Linked DNA regions of Homo sapiens: region 2 is linked to region 1. Evidence: chromatin loops called from intact Hi-C (ENCODE). Cell type or tissue: GM12878. All regions are shown on one strand.

Evidence for each region. Peaks named below come from ENCODE experiments on the same cell type or tissue, not always from the same donor. Only the 100,000 strongest peaks of a DNase experiment are listed, where the experiment ranks them.
Region 2: it touches region 1 in a loop (3-fold over the local background); 5 of 110 quality-filtered maps call a loop at or near these places.

The regions. Positions count from the first base shown.
Region 1 is chr4:93,760,740-93,768,739 of GRCh38, forward strand. All of the region lies in intron 14 of GRID2 (glutamate ionotropic receptor delta type subunit 2), which reads left to right. Among named protein-coding and RNA genes, the nearest start is that of ATOH1, 64 kb to the right of the region's middle. In GM12878, a CTCF peak has its summit at 4,082 (motif pointing left); no DNase peak of the experiment used is centred here; H3K27me3 peaks cover 431 bases.
Region 2 is chr4:93,161,256-93,169,255 of GRCh38, forward strand. All of the region lies in intron 4 of GRID2 (glutamate ionotropic receptor delta type subunit 2), which reads left to right. Among named protein-coding and RNA genes, the nearest start is that of ATOH1, 660 kb to the right of the region's middle. In GM12878, no CTCF peak of the experiment used is centred here; no DNase peak of the experiment used is centred here.

The DNA of each region.
Region 1 (8,000 bases):
CATATCTTTGATTAAAAGAGACACAACCTTTTCTGCCTCAGTTCATTGTCTTACCCGTTCTTAGTAAATCATAATCACTTCCCTGGAATTTCTTTTTTTAGGAGTGTAATATCTGCTCATATCGCCTTGACTTCAGGCTCAAGCTCCCATTGCCTAGAAAATGATTCAGGAAATACAACCCTCAGAAGACAAATACTACCTCATCTTGAATAAGTGAGGCAGTCATCTTTTGGAACATGGGCACTTCCAATCTCAGAATAAATGCTCAGATATATTTTACAATATAATCAGAAAACCAAAGAAATTCAAAATTCACTTGAAGGATTATGTGGCCATTGTTCATATACAGTGCATATGTGAAATTCTCTCTCAGCGTGGTGAAATGTGGACTCAACACATGATCACTCTGTACTCATTTAAAGATGCACATGTCATAACAGATATTACTACATGTTAATACATATTAATACACTATTGAAAGAGCACTGGAATAGGAGTCACCATCTCTGGTTCTAAAACGGACTCATACTTTCCAATGATTGGACTTGCTATATCACTTAAGCCACCTCAACTTCAATATCTTCATCAGTGAAATGAGAACTTATTGGCTTATAGAGTTATTTTCTCTGAGGTTTCCAAAATAAGTCAGAAACTATAGCCAGAAGGTCATTCTGGCAGCTTGCCTGTTTTTACAAATAAAGCCCACTTGTTTACTTACTTTCTACGGCTGCTTTCACACTACAAAGGCAGAGTTGAGTAGTTGTGATGGACACCATATGGGCCACAAAGTCTAAAATATTGGCTATCTGACCCTTAACAAGAAAAGCTTGCTGACCTCTAGTCTAAAAGATGATAGTTATGAATTTATTTGAAATACCATGAAGTACTATTAACCTATATGATAGAAACTCTTGGTGGATTGAAATTAAGCAACTGCCATTTGGCTCAACTAGCTAGAAGAAATAGTTAAAAGTTCAATTTAAACAAAGGAAATAGCTCCTAATAGTTTCCCTTACACTATTTGATATTACTGAGGTATTAGATGCTATCAATAAATATTTGTTGCACTTAATGTTACCAACTGATCACTAAGAGATTTTGCTTAAGAAAAATAATCGATTGATGATTGATTCACAGGAAGTTGATAGAATTGATTTTTACAACTCTGATATGCAAATTGTAATATTAGATATGCCAATCAAAGTGCCACTATGCTTAATTGTTTAAATCTTAATCTTTGAGAAGTGCTTCTGCTTCGATGCAAGATTACCTACGTTTTCCAAAGCTAGGATGAAAAAATTGATGAATGAATGAAAAACCTATTGAGCTAAAGTTTTTTCTGAAAATCATCTGCATGCTATTATTAATACTTTCTCAGTAACCATGGAGAGGAAAATTTTGTGAAAACCCAGAAAATGAATTTAATAATGTGGATATTATGAGCCAAAATAGATTTATTCAGTGTGTGAAAAAAATAACTTTTTTTCAGAAATTTCAAAATTTCTTTCTCAGTGATAACTGACATTAAACAGTATTGAGTAATGGGACTCTCTCCTAAATATCTTTTTAATTTTGGTTACATAAAACTCATAAGTAGGTACTGATAAAATATTTTTGAAATATTAAAATGGTTATTTTATCCTCACGAATTTCTACCCCCAAATTGCCTCAATACTTCCAAATTGAAGAAGTACCAAAAGGTCTTGTATCATAGAGTTTCTGGCGTTACATAGCTATAATTATCTTTCACTATGACAGGACAAGAAGCTTGAAGACCTAGGGTGTAAGAAGGATATTCAGGAGAGGAAAGGAAGCCTTACTTCTTCTGACCAGAGGATTCTAACAGAGGTCAGGAGAAGAGAAAGGCAAGAAGACATTAGATAGATTGAAAGGCACAACAAGGGTAGAAGACCTAATGCTTCTCTTCCCTTTAGGGTCTCTGGGGGAGTTCCCAGGGCACACCAGGCTCTTTAACAACAGAGAAGACCTCAGATCATTAAGAATGCAGAGCAGCAGGGTCAGGAAAAAGCACAGGTTCAATAATCATTCCCAGGCCTCCCTTTCTTTCCTGTGCCTCGCATGCGGGGTTAGAGCATATGGACCTGCCTTGGGCCCCTCCACAGTGAATAACAAGGTGAGGTCATCATACCATCTGGAGGGCTACAGAATCATCAGGGGCTGGATAAAGAAAATGGCAGAGGCTCAGAAGGATGTAGAGCACCCCAACAAACCAAAGGAGGCTGAGTCAGCAGGGAGGAGCCCATAAGCCCTACATTAGCCAACTTTTAGCACCTATAGCCTTTGCAGACTTTAGCAGCAGTCACCTATTAATCTCTAAAACTGAACCCAAGCCCATCCCACCTCAAAGGAGAGCTGCCAAAGCGAATTCAAGGACCTGCAAGAGACCAGCCACCACCTTTCCCCTAAATCCCTAATTTCAGGGATATAATGCTGTCCTCCATAAATCCTGATACCATTTTGAAAAAGAGTAAGGGAAAAGAGAAGAAATGGGAAGAATTGAGTAATTCTCTCAAGTAGATTGAGCTAAAGCTAGAGACATGTTAAATTATTAGATGAGATTAAATTTTAAATCATATTGGGCTAAATTTAGTTTTTTCCCCACTGCTCAGTAGGCACAGTCCTCCTAAGATCAATTAAGTTATAGAGAAAAGCTACATTTTCTCTGCATACCCAAATTGTAGCATGAATACATTTGCTATCACACTATAATTATATTGTTTGGTTTAGAGGAAACATATTGATGAGACGTTTACTCAGGGTTTAAGAAATCTCTGAAACTAAAGAAGATAGCTTTTCTCTGCATACTTACATATTAGAAGCTGTGTGAGATAATGGAGAGAAATGTGCTGGAAGGCAGACCTGAGTTCTAAGCCCAATTCAACTATTTATTATCTGTGTGAGCAACTTAAAAAGTCATTTAAACTCTACAGCAGTGAGATTGTGTGTTCCATGTGAAAAATCTAGGGAATCATTATGCCGGATTACTTAGCGTCTTCATCCATAAAATGGGGGAGGAGAAACAGACGGGGAAGCAATAATGTCTGCAACCTTTCCCATTCTAATTTCCTAGTAGAAATGACTAAAAAGGCAGGTGTCATTTTTCTTAGGTAACCAGTAACCAGTAACTTTTTTAGTTTGGTTCAGTAGGAATTCACCTATGGGCCATGATTCCAGAAAAGTTTGAGAGGAACTTATTGACAGCGATGGTATTTAAGGACAAAATCAGAGTGACCTATGTGGGATTAGAAATTTGCGTCCAACTTTCAGCAACCTGTTTTGTAACAAATAAATTAATTTGAAAATCATTTCCTAGAGTAGTGACTAAAAATGGTAAGGGATCAAAAATTAGTGTGAGTCTCAAACACAAATGAGGCTAAAAAGGCTCTTCAAGATGAATGCCTAAACCTGTTGGATTTCTTTAATTTTAATATGAAAGAAGGATCTTTTGATTCCTCTACTCCCTTCCCCTGAAATTTCCTCATTTATACCAATAAAGAAATCAGTGCAATTTTCAAATTGCAATTAAGTTTTATGGACTTCTAAAATTTTTCTGTTCAATGGGATCACAAATGTTTTAATATTTTGGATGAAAAAAAGGAAATGAGATGTCCGTGTCAGTGAATCAATCATTCATTGATCATATGGGCATGTAATTCTCCATTAAGAAGTATGTACCGGAACAGGTCCAAAGAAAGAACAATAGTGATACATGTGACAATAATAAGTCTAGCTTTAGAGTTGCAATAGCCTTCCGCGTGCCAGGTAATGAGCTTTTCATGCATCTTGCTCACTGAGATCGTCACGTGTGGTCTTATTAATTCACACCACAATGACCCTCAAAAGTAAGTGTTGTTATGCATCACCATGGTGTAAAAATAGCAGGAATTTTTCTGACTATACTCCAAAAAGAGATTTTAGCCGTTAGTTCATCACAGTCTAATAGCTAAACTTATTTCTAATAGTTTAAGTATTTACAGCCCCACAAAGTCTATACTTCAGCACTTCAATCCCATAGATTAACAATAACCACAGTAACTCTTTGCTCTCTATGAGCAAATACTGCCATCTTGTGGAAATTGCACGCCAAACAGAACATTATTGTTCCATAAACTCAAAAGTTTTTCTTGTGTTTATTAAGAATTTTGCAACTCAATTTTTGCATTGTCATACATACGCGCACACACACACACTCGCACACATACATACACATTATTGTTGCTTATAATTACAAGGTACAATTCTTTAGATTTTCAAGTTCAATTTAAAAGGGCCAGTGCTTTGGGAAGATTGAAGGGAACATATCTCTTTGCTTATTATAAGAATTCATCCTATTCATCTTCCAGGCAGTGCATTATATTTTACCACACTTGCTTTACATAATCTTTAAATTGGGTTTTTGTTAAATCATAAAAAGGAGGCCATAGTGAGACCATTCTGATGGAATTTCCAGGAACACTAGATTTTGTAGCAAAATGTTATGACAGAACTCTGGACTTAGAGAACACTTTCATTCCCTTCCAACACTTGTAGCCCATGCCAGCCTGTATTCCTGGAATCTGTTGTCAGGGGTGACTGAGGGGTCAGATGGTCCAATTTCTCTGTACATCCCCAAAGATGAAATCTCCCTGCAATGCCCCAGCCACTTGTGCTGCCGTGAGCATAAAATAAACAATACAAAGAGATTTTTGTGGCATATTCGTACTTGAAGCACCTAGAGAGGGTGCTTCCTTCTTTCCCCTCGATGATCTCCTATCGCTCAGCTGGCTGAACCTAAAAATTCTGCAATTAAATGATTTTTTTTGGGTTTAAGGCTTTTAATTCCTATTAGAATTTAAATAGGTGAGGTATTATATATATATATATATATATATATGAGGCATATATATATATTTCAATAATGATTTCTAAAGTCAAAATATTTTCCAAGTTTAGAAAGAATAAGGAGACAAAATTAAATAAAATGAAATGCAAGGGCCCCAAATACCACTGAGAAGAAAGTGTAGGCAGTAATTAAGTTCCTGAATGAAGGAAGGAATAAATGAACATGAATTGAGGGCATTAAAAAAATGGCTTCACAGTGTCACTCAAGCCTCTCCGGTGGAATGTGCAGTCGTGGTTTAGAATAAATTTTGTACCCAAGGAAATGTCTGGAATGAAGTCATTCTTCAACTGTTTATTAAATGGATAGATGAATAAAACAGGAATGGAATAAATTAGAAAACAGCATCAATCGTAAGAAAAAAGAATAGGATCTGATATCAGAGTTTAGGATTCATTTACCAAAACTGTGTTGAGTATATTCCATCAATAAATATGCACCTGCTCTGTAGGAGGCAATATGGAGGATGAGTACACACTCTCGAAAATGGAACAGACTGATCAAGTAATTATAAATGATGATAAGTGCTATGAAGGAAAATTCTTACACTTTCACAGTGTATTAGTTCGTTCTCTCACTGCTATGAAGAAATACCCAAGACTGGGTAGTTTATAAAGAAAGAAGTTTAATTGACTCACAGTTCCCCATGGCTGGGGAGGCCTCAGGAAACTTACAATCATGGTGGAAGGCACCTCTTCACAAGGCAGCGGGAGAGAGAATGAGTGCTGAGCAAAGGGGAAGCCCCTTATAAAACCATCAGATCTCGTGAGACTCACTATCACAAGAACGGCATGAGGGAAACCACCCCCATGATTCAATTATCTCCACCTGTCCTGCACTTGACACGTGGAGATTATTACAAGGTGAGATTTGTGTGGGGACACGGAGCCAAACCGTATCACAAGGCTACTGACCAATATGGTGTGATGCAAATAGGAGAGCAGGATAACAGGATCTCATTTTGTGCCCAGATGTATTCTCATTAAGCAAATGTTGCTGTAGTTGCCTTTTATATCTACAAGTACTTATAAACTCAAATTTAAAAAGAATTATTTGTTCAAAGATGACTACATTTTTCCTCCAAGGTAATCAATGGTGCTCTGACTACCTAGAGCCTTTAGGTGGGCAAATACATAAGGGATGTGCCATTATTTTTTATTATTATGGTAAGAATTCTTAACATGGGTGCTATTCTATGAAAATTTTTAATGTACAATACAGTATTGCTAACTATAGTTACAATGTTGTACAGTAGTTTTCAAGAACTTTTCCCTCTTGCATAACTGAAGCTTTACACCTATCGACGAGCAATACCAACATCATTTAAATGATATTCATGAATAGGCCAGGAAAGTAATTTTGATACCATGATTACATCTTTGTGTGTTGCCTAACACAGTGCTGGAAATTTCTACAAGTAGTTGCTTCTTTGGATCAAGAGATTATTTCCCATGTGTATTTCTTAAACCTGTTACTTGGAAAGCAAAATGAGAGAAGGGGAATGAAGGTCATAAGTTTGGGAAATGCTGAGTTAAACAAAATCATGCCGTTTTCTTTTCTGCTGGTCTTCTGAGAGTCTTTAATAGGCTGACATCTTTGTAAATTCCCAAGAGTGTGTTTCTCAGAATTAATAACCACAAGGCCCTTTTCTTACAGAGGTCTTGTAGGTACTGGTTTGCTGTGAAATGCACTTTTGGAAATTCTGGAAATGCAAATGGCTTTTTCTGGAATGGAAGCTGGAATAAGGGTGACATATAACCCATTAATATTCATAATCATTTTAGTAAATTCAATTAATCAAATTAATTACTCTTCTAGAGCAACACTCTAGACAGATACATTTCACAGGAAGCAAGGAGAAAAGGTCCAGGTTGTGGGGGAGGTTTCAGAACAGTCTCAGTCCTGGACTGCCAGCACGGGGCACCAGAGCTGAGGCTGTGGGAACGTCTGGGAGAGATGACAGGGACCTGAGACCAACCCTCTACCAGAGCCTTAAGGGCTGGTCTCACTCTAGTTTAACTCAGATTAAACACTGACCCAACTTCCAATGCACAAAATCTTCTTCCCTTTATCATGTTGCTTGTTCTTCTAGCCATGTGGATGACATGAAACAGGTAAAAAGGTCACTACAACTCCATTCTCTGAACTCTTAAATTGTAAGCAGTCTCACCCCAAATAATCCAAGACCTTGGGCAAGAGTACAAATATAGGTTCACATACCCCAAGTCTAATTATGTAAAAATTATGCATTAAACTAAAACCTGTTTGATATAATATATTCTATGTTCTTATCTGGACAAATATACCTTCATGACCCCTGGGAGGCCAGGTTTAAGTTTCTATGTGACTAGCCAGGAGGTCTGAACTGACCCAGGAGCACAGGGCTCTGGGGCCCTTTCTTTCCACCTGCAGCTCCAACTTGCACGCTGAAGTGTCTCCTACGCAAGGCTGTATACACCCGAGCTCACTCATCTGAGCTCTGTCCACACTCTACAAACTCCACCCTATAGAGCTATGGTGCACCCGTGGCTGTAAGATCTTCTGCCAGGAGGACAACCCTGGGAATAGGCCTGGCAGGCCCTGGAAGAGCACTAAGCTGTTTGGCCAGGAAATTCCAGGGAACCCAGAGGACGATGCACACTCTGTACAGGCACACAGCCTTGGTCTGATCTTCCTTGCCCTGTGAAAAAGGGCATAGCTGGAGGAGGGCCACATCTAGGCTGGCCTCAGGTAGAGCCTAAGAAGCACTGGGAATTGAGAATAATTCCTCTATGAAAAACACACTTTAAAAAGCTGCAGTGTGCAGCTACCCTCAGACTCTGGGGAGGGGAAAAAGAAGCAGCAGAAGAAAAAGAAGAGGGTTTTTCCTATTTGAATTTAACTACTTCTGAAAGCCTCTGGTCAGGTTTTCTTCTTGTTTTCCAAGGTAAGATTACTTCCCCTTTGGCATTAAAAGGGAAACTAGATCAGTTGTGCGAAAAACCAAAAAAGATGTATTTTATCAACTTGAAACTTATCCCAAGGCTTCCTCTCACACTGTGTTAAATAATAGGTCTTCTTAATTGAATTTCTTTGTGTGTAGCATATGCTGGGTGACATT
Region 2 (8,000 bases), 600 kb before region 1:
TTGACCTCTTAGAAATCAAGCAATAGAAGTATGGCTTTGCCTTTAACTTCTGAGGTTTGAGCAGAAATGTAATTTTCCAGCCTCTCATCATTTCTGTGACCTTTCTGAATTTCTTCACATTCTTCATTATTACTGGAGTTTAGAACTGAGTATATCTCACTACTTTCTTAGGAAAGGCCTTAATTAATATTTGAAGGAATTTGAGCTTCTAATTCCCACATCCTTTTTAATGCCTTATTTTCTATTACAGCTGTGCCCTAAATAGTTTTTAAATAATTAGCTGTACATGGTAATTTATATTTTTAACAAACTTACTACATAATTATCGTTCATGTGGTCTTTAGACCAGATTTTGAAATACTGTGAAGATTAAGCACCAGACTCAACACTAAGATTTTCAGGGTAAAAAAAATAACAATTTTAAAAATGTGTAAATCATAGTTTTTATGTGACTGAAACTATCATCTCCAATTCCAGTTTGCCTTATAAGTTTTATTTTTAATATAGCAAAATTCTCCCCCCTTCCTGCAATTTTTGCAGTGTAAATTGTGCTTACTAAAGTTAAAAATATTTTAAGTTTTTACCAATTATGTTTTCTTTTATACTTTAAGTTTTTCTTATTAATATCTATAGTTATTTCTAATTTTTTATCTCATAAAATCTGCTGGAATTTAATTTTTAAGACATTCCAATTTTTATTTTGACTATGGCAGCAATTTAGTCAATTTCTAATATATTTCCAAAAAATGATCTCCCTAACATTTCCAGAAAAGCCTTGAAATCCTAATAACATTTCTTTGGAACAGGCCAGTTGAGGTTTTTCTCATGATGATCATGTTAGGACTGTCATAGTGGAAAGCATCCCATTTGAGGAAAGCCCTCCTTATTCTTTGTGAATTTTAGAAATTTGATCTCTGAATCCTCTGGAATGAAAAAAATCTTAGGCAGACTGACAGATAACAATTTTATCAGAATTGTAATAAGTTACCATAAATTAACACTGAATATGAAGACAGTGCTTAATTAAATTGTATATATTCAAATACATTTATTGAAGAATTAACGCTGAATTAAATTAGTTACAATTTTCATGCCTATTAGTGACATAGAAGCTCCTTTAAAATATAATAAACATGTCAGCTTACCACATAGTAGTTTCTTCAAATTGTTGAGATTTAAATAAGGATAGGCCTGTGTTAGCGAGGAATAAAAATATTGTGCTTCAGCTCAGTAGCTTCCTTCTTGTGTTTTCTTTATATCAGTGTGTGTTTGTATATTCCTTTTTAACAACTTTATAATTTAATAAAATCTTGTCTGTAAGCTTAGCAACCCATAATTTATCATTATACAACTGGACTAATGAATTTATTTTACAGGTACATCATCAACCTGGAATCATTTTTGTCTGTTACATACATTTTACATGTAGAATTCCTTGAAATGTTAAAATGTGCTATCTGGAGAAGGGTATCCTAGAAAGAATGATGACTGTACCAATAATTAGAAAGAAGCAAGAATTTTGAAGGAAATATGAGGAGTTCCATCTTCATCATGGTCAAATAAGAAAGATAATAGAACACCCAAGAGGCAATATGAGACAGCTCAAAACACAATATTGAATGCTGTGCAAGATTAAATGAAGAGAAAAGAGAAGGGCTGGTATTCATTCATGCTGGCCCACACAGGAATAAAAGCACTTACCGCATTTTCTAGAGCATAATAGTTTTAGCAACTCTTTTGAATCTGCTTCTTTCTGTTTTATACATTTACTTTAAAACACACATCTTGGAAGTATCCTCTTTTTTAAAAAATCAAAAATATTCCATGGTAAATAACATACACATTCCTTTCAGGTTGTGTGTATACATTTGTTGTAAACAAATATCTTAGAATTAATATTAACATTTTTCTGTCAAGATGTGTTATTTAAATACATATACAAATTATATGTGTATTTAACAGCCCCACAATGTGATTTAATTTTTATGTGCATTAATCTAAGAACATTATGGAGCATATAAACCAAAATATCAAGAGTGGTTATCTCAAGACAGTAAGATTATAAATGCCTTTATTTTCCACTTCTGATTTTTTTTTTGTGTATATATATATATATATATATATATATATATATATATATATATACACTATATATATACATACATGTATATTTTCTCTCTCTCTTTTAAATAGAGACGAGGTCTTGCCATCTTGCCCAGGCTGGTCTCAAACTCCTGGGCTCAAGTGATCTTCCCACCTCAGTCTTCCAAAGTGCTGGGATTACAGGTGTGAATCACTGCACTTGCCAGTTTTTTTTTTTTAATAACAAGAAAAAAATTTAGCAGAATTTAAAAAAAGAGAAGTAGTTCAAAATAGACATTTCTTATGACTGTATATTTTTTATGATGGGCTGTCATTAAATATTTAGCCAAAAAAAGAAGTAAAACCATATGAAATTTTAATTACTTAAGGAACAATGTCATGTAACATTGGTAGGAGTGGCTACTAGTCTGGAAAATAAGTTTGGGCAGAAATAGTAGACTGTGGCTTAATATTAAGGCTACCTGCAAATGCCCCTGTAACATAACTAGTACTGGACAGAATGTAAGAGTTATGAATTTGGGATGACAAACATGGAGACTCAGAATACATTATATGGATTTTTAGATTAATACAGAAGTTATAGCATGGAATCAGGATCCCTCCTTAGGTAATTGCCCCACTCCTATCCCTCTTCACATTGTCTTATAATTACCTATTAAGTTAGTTCTCTTTATCCATGGACTGTAAGTTCATCACACGTGAACTTGGTTTTCTTTACTGTGCTTGGTATATAAATAGGGCCTTAATGTATTCTGGCTAGATGAGAGATGTGTGACAGGCGAAAAACCAAGCCCGGGGGGGGAAAAAAAAGGTAATTTAGAAAAGAAAATAAACAGAGGGAAATACCGAACAATACAGATGGCTCAGCAGAAATTGTAGAAAGCGACATAAATAGATTTTAAGAGCATGACTTTGGGACTAAGATAACCCTGGTTTGATTTTCTTCTCCATGAGAATGAAGAGCAGATGTAACGGGCTAAAGTGAGTAAGGATAGCAGCACTGAGTAGTGGCATCAGAAAAGCATCTAAGTTTTATTACAAGACAAATTAAACTCAGAATATAACAAGGCTCATTCCTGGGAATAATTTTTTAAAACACAGCTGAGATAGTCATAAAACATGCAGTTATTTTAAATTTAGAAACAAAACCAGGACCTTTAAAAATTTATGCTTCTCTGATTTTTGTCCTTCCAAAATTAGTCTAGAAATAAGTTTATTGAGAAGTCAGCTGTTTTTAGGCTCTATGTTGACTTTTAATAGTATCAAACGAATGGTAGGGGAAAAAAATGAAAATACCGGTTATCCTTGTTTGAGGAATCTAGCTTTGGGAGAAAAGTGACAAAATATGCTTAATTTTTTTCCTTTCATTTTTCAGATGTCGTTTTAGAAAAACACTTAGGGAGGAAAGAATGTGAGTGATTTTTGTTTTCATGCCAGAGCACAGACACTTACGTGACAATTGGAGTAAATAAAGTAAGCTTTGACTACTGTTCTCTAATTCATGCGTACCTCTGATATTGACGTGTTAAGGAAAATAACGTATCTGCAGCCCCTTTCCAGAGAGGCACTATGACGTAAGAGTTCAGAGTATGAGCACTGTTATTTCACACACCTGTGTTCATATCCTTGCTTAGCAGGAAGACCCTGGAGAAGTTTTTCAGTTTCTCTGAAGGCTGCATTCTCATCTGGAAGATGGAGATAATAACTTCCTCATAGGATTGTTGGGATAATTAAATGAGGTAATTCCTGCAAAGGGTTTAACACAGTGCCTAATACTAGCAATTGCAAAGAAATATAAATTATTTTGTTATTATTATGTAAGCAGATATCACATCAACTGTTAGTCCTCAGACTTGGCAACTTACAACTGGCGGAAGGAGAGGAAAGGAAAAAGAGAGAGCAATGTCATAGTAGGTTGTTGTTCTTTTCTATAAATTCATACTGCAAAGAGAAGAAAAGACCAGGAGCCTGAGCAGAAGCCCCTAAATATAGCCAAAGTCAAGGTTATTAATAGAGTGTGGGATTGCTAAAGATTAGAATAAATGAATCTAAGACAGAGGGGACACAGGAAAGAGGAGATATGAGAATCCTCTGTCATTTACCTCCCTGACTTTCCTTTCAGGTGTCTTACAGTAGTGAAACTGGAGAGAGTAAATGAAAGGAGGGAACTGTTGACAGCAGAGAATCAGAATAGGAAAACTTGGTGTGCCTGTTATGACTCTTCCAAAAGAGCTTCCCTAAGAGCAGAGTCCCAAAGGAGAAGGCATGAAGCATGATGTTTTAGTTTTGCGCTAACTCCTCTTTCTCTCAGAGTATCTGCTTTTTCATATCAGAGCTGAGTCTTATCAACAATAGTAGCAACTTAACATAAATGAACATTCCATAATTAAAAGGACTCCCTTTAATTAAAAATACTGTGCAGACAGGAGGTGCTTCTTAAAGCTTGGAAGATTGATGGACGGCGCAAAACCACCTATTAGAACCACAAATAGGGAGCAGAAATTTAAACACTGAAAATTAGAGGAATGTCATTTGTATTTATTAATACTCAACCAATATTGCATTGAATATCTATATTGTTACAATACTAGGAGTGGAGAATACTAGCAAATTAAAGGTGTTTTATCTTAAAGCACTAAATCATATGTATAGGCACTTATAAGGCATTACGTTATAAAATACTAGTTGTATCTTTTAGGTAAAAGGAGCAAATGAAAGTTGAGTGGGATTCACATAGCCTGCAGTCTTCATGATTTCCACATGGAAAGAGAGAATTGGAGCTAGCATTTAAACACTAACATACGTGAGTAAAGATAAAGTGAATGAAAAATTGTAGTGGACTGTAATTTGTTAGCTAAAAATTTTAGTATCTATCTATTAAAGTGTTTCTTATGCTGTTGACACTTTAAAGCTAAAAATTTACATTTTCTCAAACCCCAACATCTAAAGTGGGTAGAAGGAGTTATAGCCACTGGTCTGCTCTCTCTACACTCCCTTCATTTGGAGAACATCACCTGTGGGAAAGAAAAGAAGTCAGGTGACCTGGGTCTATTCTCCTTGTCAGCTGGACATCCAGGAAAATGGACTAAAAATATTTGGAGAAAGAGACCTTATCTCTGCAATGCTGTCAGCATGATGTGCTGGCAAAGAATAATGAAACTTAGTAAACATAACCCTGTATCGGTAAGGCATGGCCATCTGTAAGGAATGCCACACATAAACTATAGAACTATCTGGAGTATAAAATGAAGATGTTTCAGAATTTAACAATCACTGCTTTATGAGGAATCCCAGAAGCCTCATGTAGGGATAATGCAGGGATATAATCTCTTCTGGCCAGAGCTGCTTGTCAGACATGAGAAGGAAGAACCTGGGGAACCACCCTTAATGTCTGTTCTCTCTGTGCTTGGTCTGAGGCTTTTCTTGTCTGTCTCCTTGAAATAAGTACTAGGTTACTACTGAGTAAGGTCTCTGATTCTCGTGAGTCTGCTTTGAGAATCTAAACCAGTGTGCTAGCTCATAGGTTGCTAGATATGATTTGGGCTCCACTAAGCAGATGCTCTGTAATGAGCCTTCAATTTGTAGTCCATTAAGTCAGGAGAGAGGCAGTGCATTGACAATTATTTTACTAATCCACTTACCACTACAGTTAATGGGAGCAAGTTGTGTGCATGGTGGCGGTGAGAGAGTAAAAATCTTGTATGTTTCATAAGAGAGGTAGTGAAAGTGACAGCAAGAAGAGTAAATAACATCAGAAAGGGAATGTAAAAATTGTTTGAATTCCAGCTTTGTTCTGAGACACAGCAAGCAATTGTTGTTTCTCATTATTTTAAAAGAAATTGTGTCTTTTTGAAGTTACTCTTGAATTGCTTCAATGACAAATTCATACTCTAGAGGCACCCCATTCCTTGTTTGATGGCTCCAGTTGTTGCACAGTTATATTGATACAGATCTGTCTCCAAAGAGATTCCAACCAGCAGCCTGCTCCTTGGTGCTAATTTTTATTTTGACTTCAACAACTATCAAATCCATCAAGGTATGCTAGTCACCTGGTTTTTGTTGTCTTAGTTATTTTAGTAGTTCTCTATATCGTTTTTAAAAGTCTATATTGCATCCTGAGGTCTCTTCCCTGAATGTGCTTAAATTTGGGTAGGCTCCTTTTTTGAAAATAGATATTAGGTTTCTCTGCAACACAACCACCACCACCAACAGAAAATGGCAAGAAAGGAAATAAAAGAGTAATGAAGGATGAGCCTATAGATTAAAATACACTAAAAAGAAAAACTTAACACATAGTAACACATGTACTTTATTTGGATACTGATTCAAATGAGCTGCAAAATTAATTTATATATGAGTTATTTGAAAATTTGAACATTAACTGAAAACTTGATGATATTAAGAAATCATTTTTTTTCTAGGTATGATTTTAGTATTTGGATTATGTTTTAAAATTTCTAATATTTTAGAGATGCATTCTGAAAAATTTTATAGATTTGTTTCAAAGTAACTTAGGGTGGTGGTGGTGAGTATATAAATATAAACATATATATGGTTGGGTGCAGTGGCTCACACCTGTATTCCCAGCACTTTGGGTGAACGAGGCAGGTGCATCACTTGAGGTCATGGATTCAAGACCAGCCTGACCAACATGGCAAAAGAAACCATCTCTACTAAAAATATAAAACTTAGCGAGGTGTAGTGGTGCACTCTTGTAATCCCACCCACTTGGGAGGCTAAGGCATAAGAATCATTTGAACCCATGAGGCAGAGTTTGCGGTGAGCCGTGATTGAGATCGCAGCACTGCACTCCAGCCTGAGCAACAGAGTGAGACTCTATCTCAAAAGAAAGAAAAGGGAAGGAAAGGAAAGGAAAGGAAAGAAAAGGAAAGGAAAGGGGAAGAAAGAAAGAGAAAGGAAAGGAAAGGGGAAGAAAGAAAGAGAAAGAAAGACTTTTGTTAATATTTCAAATTCACCATAATAAAGGCATCATTAAAAAGTTTTAGATGAAATCTCATTAGATAAGGACAGTTTTCTCTCACTAGCTATACGTCTTACTTCAAGAAAGCAGCTCAAAAATGTGTGTATATATATGTATATTTAGTTAGCCAGTCAAAAGAATGAACAAATAGATAAAAAATATATCACTACAAGTAGAATGTACTATTAATAAGAAATCATGGGATTCCATAAATTAATTTATTAGTTATATAAATAAATAATAGTCATCTCTTTTAAAATTTAAACATGGGCAATTGGAGTTGACTCTGTTTTGGCTATTTCCTTGCTCTTAGCAAAAATAAAAACAGAGTCTTTAGCTTCAACTTAAGATCTTACAGAAAAAGAGAAACAGAACCGTGACTAGAGATACTCATTTTTTAAGGAATCAAATTTTATATGAAAGCTATTACATATATAATTTCTAGGGTTACTTCTTAAATCAACCCAGTTTCTGGCATAAAAATACTTTCACTATAATCACCAGTACTGAAAATGTGGTCCATTTGTGCCCATGAAACTTGCTGCATTTGGCTCTGAGCAAAAGGACACTGGTAGGATAACAATTAAAATAAAAGTTAATATTTTATTTACCTTCTTAGTTCTAGGTCAGTTTTCAAACTATAGAAACAGAGCATTATTTAAATATTCCCTCAGATGACTAGGGGATCATTCAGTGGCCTCAAGTACTATTTTTTAAAAAACAGTGAATAAAAAGAACATGTATTCACTCCTTCCCTGAAAGTTATATTATTCTTCCAAGTGGCTTTTTTCAACACAATGAAATACACACACACACACACACACACACACACACACACACACACAAACTTAAAATAGGCTAAGTGTAAAAATTATAGAAAATATTTATTGCCTATTTTTGAGCACACAAACCAGAA